Linked DNA regions of Homo sapiens: region 2 is linked to region 1. The links are chromatin contacts, found by Hi-C or POLR2A ChIA-PET in ENCODE. All regions are on one chromosome and are shown on one strand. The core of a region is the stretch at or near the end of the contact, and the rest is flanking DNA. Distances in the headings are between cores, read along the strand shown. Region 1 holds the start of PPP1R15A (protein phosphatase 1 regulatory subunit 15A). Region 2 holds the start of LENG9 (leukocyte receptor cluster member 9).

Region 1 (3,080 bases), core at 267-2,766:
TATCCTCCGTGGCTTGATTCTCTTCCTCCCCTGGGCAAGACACCCAAGTGCTGGGCTTGGATCCTGGAGACAAGGCAGAAGTAGAGGTTCTGTGAGCTTCTTTCTTTACAGCTTCTTCATCGTCCTCCTCCTCCACGGCTGGACAACACTCCCGGTGTGATGGTGGATAAGAGAACTTGTTAACTCCCTCCTCTTCAGCAACTCCCTCTTCCTCGGCTTTCTCCTCCCCTGGGTTCTTATCAGAACCTTGCAGTGTCCTTATCAGAAGGCTGGGAGACAGGGGAGCACGCTGGCCATCTGCAAATTGACTTCCCTGCCCTCTAGGGACACTGGTTGCCTCTCGCTCACCATACATGCCATCATCATCATCCAAAAGTCCCCAGGCTTCAGGAAGGGAACTGCTGGTTTTCAGCCCCAGTGTTTCTCTGTCCTCTCCAGGGCCTCCACTGTCTTCAGCCTCCTCTTCAGGGCGTCTGCCCCAAGGGGTATGGGGGATTGCCAGAGGAGTCCTAGCTTCTCCCTCCAGGCCAGCTTCTACCAGAGCTGCTCCTTTTACTGCTTCCACCAGCCAGGGCTCTAGAGGTCCCAGGCCCCTCAGGCGGCTCCAGGCGCGGCTGAGGAGGCCCATCACTGGGGACAGGAGGAAGAAAGGGTGGGCATCCCTCCACGGGGTAGCCTGATGGGGTGCTTGGCCTGGGGCCATGTGTCTGGGCTGGAAAAGGGGGAGAAAAAAATAAAGTTTAGGGGCCATTTAGAGGATGGCATCCGGGCGTGACTATGAGTCATAGCAACGGAAATAGTAACACAACTATTGTAAATAGCAACGCGAGAGTCCCAAATTCCTTTCTGATCTCGGCCACGCCCATCTCTGTCCCTTGGCTCTGTTCTTATCTCTCAATAGCCAGGAGTCTGAGCCCCTAGTTCTGCCTTAGATCCAAGGGTCCAAGCCCCCAGCCCTCTCTTTCTTCAGACGCAGAACTCCCAGTCCCAAGAACCAAGAACAAAAGTCTTTACTTGCTTCCCTTGGCGACAAAGTCATAGTCCCTAGCTCTCTCATTCTGCTGAAGATTGACAAATCAAACCCTCACACCCTCCTCCCTCGCAGACTGAAACATTCTGACCCGACCCCCTACTTGGCAGATGATTCCTTCACGGGGGACCCAAGAATCTGGCTTCCAGATCCCTCCTCCCTCAGGCTCAGGACTCCAGGCTCCCAACCCCTTCTCCTTTCTAAATCCGGGCCCCCAGCCCCGTGGGGACCCAGGCGTTCCGACCCCTTACTCACCGGCTGGGAGCTGCGCGTCACCCCGGGGGCAGGAGCGCCGGTTCGGTCTGCCAGAAGCGATCACAGGTCCGGACGGTTAGGGAGGCCAGCGCGTTCATCTCACCCTCAGGCGTCGGGCTCCGAGTAACTCAGAGTATCTCCGGCTGCCTCAAGTGCCGTGGCGACAAGCGGGCGCGGGGTCGTGCAGCGTCTTGCATAAGATCAACAACTGGGATGGGAACCGATAAGAGCAACGAACACAATGGCCACTAGGCTTTTATAGCCTACCGCGCCCGGCGTGCTGACGTCACGAAGAGAGGCGGGGTTTCGAGACCGCAACCCGAAGGGTGGGAAGTGGAAGTAAGACAGGACTTCTCGCGGAGATTCCAGCTTTTGCAACGTCACGGCGGAGTTTCCGAGCGTGACCACGCCCCTCCAACAAACGAACTGTCAATCAAATGCGTGGCCCTGCTTCAACAGCGAGCCAGTTCTCTCTCAGCTCAGGGTCAATGCCTTCCCACCCCAATTTATTTATTTATTTAGTTAGTTATTTTGAGGCGGAGTTTTGCTCTTGTTGCTCAGGCTGGAATGCAAAGGGGCGATCTCGGCTCACCGCAACCTCCGCCTTCGGGGTTCAAGCGATTCTCCTGCCTCAGCATCCCGAGTATCTGGGATTGCAGGCATGTGCCGCCACGCCCGGCTAATTTTGTATTTGTTTAGTAGAGACGTAGTTTCTCCATGTTGGTCAGGCTGGTCTGGAACTCCCGACGTCAGGGGATCCTCCCGCCTTGGCCTCCCAAAGTGCTGGGATTGCAGGCATGTGCCGCCACGCCCGGCTAATTTTGTATTTGTTTAGTAGAGACGTAGTTTCTCCATGTTGGTCAGGCTGGTCTGGAACTCCCGACGTCAGGGGATCCTCCCGCCTTGGCCTCCCAAAGTGCTGGGATTACAGGCGTGAGTCACCGCGCCCGGCCTATTTATTTATTTATTTATTCATTATTTATTTTTCTGAGACGGGATTTCACCATGTTTGCTAGGCTGGTCTCGAACTCCTGACCTCAGGTGTTCTGCCTGCCTTGGCCTCCCAAAGTGCTGGGATTGCAGGCGTGAGCCACCACTCCAGGCCTATTTATTTATTTGTTATTTTTTATTTTTTTATTTTTTTTTGAGATGGAGTCTCGCTCTGTCACCGAGGCTGGAGTGCAATGGCGTGATCTCGGCTCACTGCAACCTCCATCTTCCGGGTTCAAGCGATTCTCCCTCTTCAGCCTCCGAGTAGCTGGGATTACAGGCACGCACTACCACACTCAGCTAATTTTTTGTATTTTTAGTAGAGACAGTGTTTCGCCATGTTGCCCAGGCTGTTCTCGAACTCCTGAGCTCAGGCAGTCTGCCTGCCTCGGCTTCCCAAAGTGTTAGGATTATAGGCGTGAGCTACTGCACCCAGCCTATTTATTTTTTGAGTAGGCGTCTCACTCTGTCGCCCAGGCTGGAGTTCAGTGGCGCCATCTCGGTTCACTGCAACCTCCACCTCCTGGGTTCCAGCGATTCTCCTGCCTGAGCCTCTGGAGTAGCTGGGATTACAGGCATGTGCCACAATGCCTGGGTAATTTTTGTATTTTTAGTAGAGACAGTGTTTCGCCATGTTGACCAGGCAGGTCTTTTTTTTTTTTTTTTTTTTTGAGACGGAGTCTTGCTCTGTCGCCCAGGCTGGAGTGCAGTGGCACGATCTTGGCTCACTGCAAGCTCCTCCTCCCTGGTTCTCGCCATTCTCCTGCCTCAGCCTCCCTAGTAGCTGGGACTACAGGTGCCCACC
Region 2 (3,268 bases), core at 610-3,109, 5.6 Mb before region 1:
ACGGGAACCGTCCCCCATCGTCCTTTGAGCAGTCGCGTGGCTGCGAGCCCCGGGCTGGGGCCGCGCTGACCCTCCCGTGCCCCTCGCAGATGCCCGTGCTGAAGCAGCTGGGCCCCGCGCAGCCCAAGAAGCGGCCTGATCGCGGCGCCCTGTCCATCTCCGCGCCGCTCGGCGACTTCCGGCACACGCTGCACGTGGGGCGCGGCGGCGACGCCTTCGGGGACACCTCGTTCCTGAGCCGCCACGGCGGCGGGCCGCCCCCCGAGCCCCGGGCGCCCCCCGCGGGGGCCCCGCGCTCCCCGCCGCCGCCCGCCGTCCCGCAGTCCGCAGCGCCCTCGCCTGCCGACCCGCTGCTGTCCTTCCACCTGGATCTGGGGCCCTCCATGCTGGACGCGGTGCTGGGCGTCATGGACGCGGCGCGCCCGGAGGCGGCTGCCGCCAAGCCCGACGCGGAACCCCGCCCCGGGACGCAGCCCCCCCAGGCCCGCTGCCGCCCCAACGCGGACCTCGAGCTGAACGACGTCATCGGCCTCTAGGTTCCCTCATTCCCCGCGCCCTTCCCGCCCGGCACCCCACTTCTGTATACATAAACGGCCAAGGTGTGTGCCCGGGCTCTGACTTTTCACTTTGCACGTGGAAAGGGATGAATGATAGGGTCCTGGCGCCTCTGAGAGCCGGATGTGTCACCCGGAGGCCTGGTCCGGGTCCGATGATTGCCCTGGGGTGGGGGTGCGGCTCCTTTAAGAGAGCCCGAGGGCGTGGCCAGGCGGTGCCCCTTGCAGAGGCGGCGGCTCCCGCAGTCCCATTCGTCAAATACTGTGCGCCACCGCCGGCCGGACGTGGTCCTGGGGCCGGGCCAGACTCAGCCACCGCGGGGCCAGCCGAGGCGGGGCTGCAGAGTGCTGCAGCCCCAGGAGTCTTTCTGGCCCTGAACGCCTCAGGTGGACTCCGACCCGGCGGAGCCGCCGTTTACTCTGGGAGCGGCTGCAGAGGGAAGTGTCTGAGAACACTTTTAGAGCAGTAGGGGCCTGGTCTCCGTGGGGGAAGGGTCCGCAGGCATCTTGGTTCTTTAAGGCCCCCGAGGGATGGGGCCGAACATGCAAATGATTTGGACTGAGGGGCCAGGTTCTCGTAAGTTTCCCAGAGGGGCGGGGCCGCAAATGTAAATCACTTGGACTGAGGGCGGGTCCAGGTTCTTTAAAGACGTCCCCTCATGGGCGGGGCACACAGGTATCACCGGGAAAGGGGCGGGGCACCACATGTAAATCACCGGGAAAGGGATGGGACACAGGTAAATCACCCGGAAAGGGGCGGGGCACCACATGTAAATCACCTTAAAACGGACAGGGCACACATGTAAATCACTTGGGGAGAGGCACACACGTAAATCACCCGGAAAGAGGCAGCACAAAAGTATCACTGGGAAAGGGCCAGGGCACGCATGTAAATCACCCGGAACGGGGCGGGACACATGTAAATCACTTGAGAAGGGGAGAGGCACTCGTAAATCACCCGGAAAGGGGCGGGGCATTACATGTAAATTACCCTGAAAGGAGCGGGGAACATATGTAAATCACTTGGGAAGGGGAGAGGCACACATAAAAAAAAAAAAAAATCACCTAAAAGGGGTGGGGCACTCGTAAATCACCAGGAAAGGGGCGGGGCACCACATGTAAATCACCGGGAACGGGGCGGGGCACTACATGTAAATCACCTAAAGGTCGAGGCACACGTAATCATCCCGAAAGGGGCGGGGCATTACATGTAAATCACCCAGAAAGAGGCAGCACACATCAATCACCGGGAAAGGGGCGGGGCCAGGCTCCCAAGAGCTCCGGGAGACCGAGACTGCCGCAGCCTTTACGCAGCTTGCTTTCCTGGCGCTGGGGGAGGGCGCAGCCGGGAAGTCCCAGAGCAGCGGTGTCAGGCTCTCCACCAAGGAGGGACTGGGCCAGAGTCCTCGCGAGGGCACGCGGCGTGGTCCCCAGAGCTAGGCCGGAGCGCGGGCCGCTGACGCCACTGTCGGGTGAGGCTCGGTGCATCCAAGGGGAGCCGCCCTCCGTGCGGGGCGACCTCGTCTGCGCGGCGGGCGTGCCAGTTCCCCGCACCCATGGCAGCGGCCAGAGAGCCGGAGTTGCCGCAGGAAGCCCCCGCCACGGAACCCGCGCCCCCGCCGGCCTGCCGCTTCTTCCTGGAAGGCCGCTGCCGCTTCGGCGCCCGCTGCCGCCAGCCCCACCCTGGGGCGCCGGCGCCGCCTGGCCGCGAGGCGCAGCCGGAGGCCGGGGCCAAGAAGCCGCCGCTGCGCACAGCCGCGGACGTCATCCAGCGCATCCGCTGGGACCCGCGCCTCGACCCCGCCGACTTCTCGGTGGGCTACGTCGACCGCTTTCTGGGTGTGCGCGAGGAGCCCTTCAGCGCCTTTTGCTGGGACCAGCCGCTGGCGGCGCTCGGGCCGGGCGTGCTGGCAGTGCCCCAGCACCGCGTGCGCTTCTTCCGCTTCCGTGGCCGCCTTGTGTGGGACCGCGCCTCGCGCACCGACCTCGTCTTTGGCTCTGGCTCGGCGGCGGGACGCGGGCCCACCATCCTGGACGCACCGAACACCGAGGGCGCCCACGGGGCAGAGGGTGCCGAGTGGACACTGGCGGGGACAGGTCAGGAGGCCCAGGCTGCCCCCAAGCGAGGGAGCACAAGGCCGCTCTGCACAGGGCACCAGGAACCAGGCGTGGAGGAACCCGGAGAGCTGGAGGCGGCCCAGGAGAGGGCGCTGGGCACAGCTGCTGATTTGGGAACACTGGCCCCAAGAGGACGCCTCGCCGGAGTGACTGAGGCACTGAAGCCAACAGCAGCCACCAGGACCACATTGCTGGGGGGCAAGGAAGCACAGGCCCTGGGAGTCCCGGGGGGCTCCGCTGAGACGACAGAAGCCGAGTGGGGTCCTGCGGCCTGGCCCGAGGACAAAAGGGCCCGCCTTAGTGTTGCAGCCCCTTGCCAACCGCGCCCCACACATTTTGTGGCCCTCATGGTGACCGAGCCTGGGCTACAAGCAGAAGTGACCAAGGCCCAGGAATACCTGGTCCACGTGGCCCCACACTGCGCCAACTTCCTAGTGCCCTCTCAGAACCTACACCTGACCCTGGCCCTGCTGCGACTGGCAGGCGCTGGGGAGGAGGCCGCTGCCATTGGAGCTCTGAGACGGGCCCTCTTGGCCCCGGGGCTAAATGCACCCCCTCGGCTGAGCTTTAGAAAGCTGGTCCTCCTGGGCCCGCAT

What was found. A loop is a pair of places that touch in the nucleus more often than their neighbours do. ChIA-PET counts read pairs that join two places held with the same protein, here RNA polymerase II (POLR2A).
Region 2: a loop to region 1 is called in a map of CD8-positive, alpha-beta T cell, with 16 times the contacts of the local background. The contact joins the promoter of LENG9 here to the promoter of PPP1R15A in region 1. A Hi-C loop is called at or near these places in 1 of 168 maps with a recorded cell type or tissue (CD8-positive, alpha-beta T cell). POLR2A ChIA-PET finds 5 or more read pairs at or near these places in 1 of 52 experiments (H1).

Annotation. Positions count from the first base shown.
Region 1 is chr19:48,870,857-48,873,936 of GRCh38, reverse strand. It overlaps PPP1R15A (protein phosphatase 1 regulatory subunit 15A), which reads right to left and starts at 1,516. Exons shown (of 3, transcript NM_014330.5): 1 at 1,286-1,516; 2 at 1-712. The coding sequence starts at 703. RefSeq lists enhancers at 229-278, 123-733, 659-748, 1,409-1,518, 1,629-1,688 and 3 more and cis regulatory regions at 1-449, 609-1,109, 1,296-1,869.
Region 2 is chr19:54,462,369-54,465,636 of GRCh38, reverse strand. LENG9 (leukocyte receptor cluster member 9) reads left to right here and starts at 1,859. Exons shown (of 1, transcript NM_001301782.2): 1 at 1,859-3,268. The coding sequence starts at 2,111. CDC42EP5 (CDC42 effector protein 5) reads left to right here. Exons shown (of 3, transcript NM_145057.4): 3 at 90-611. The coding sequence starts at 90. The coding sequence ends at 536.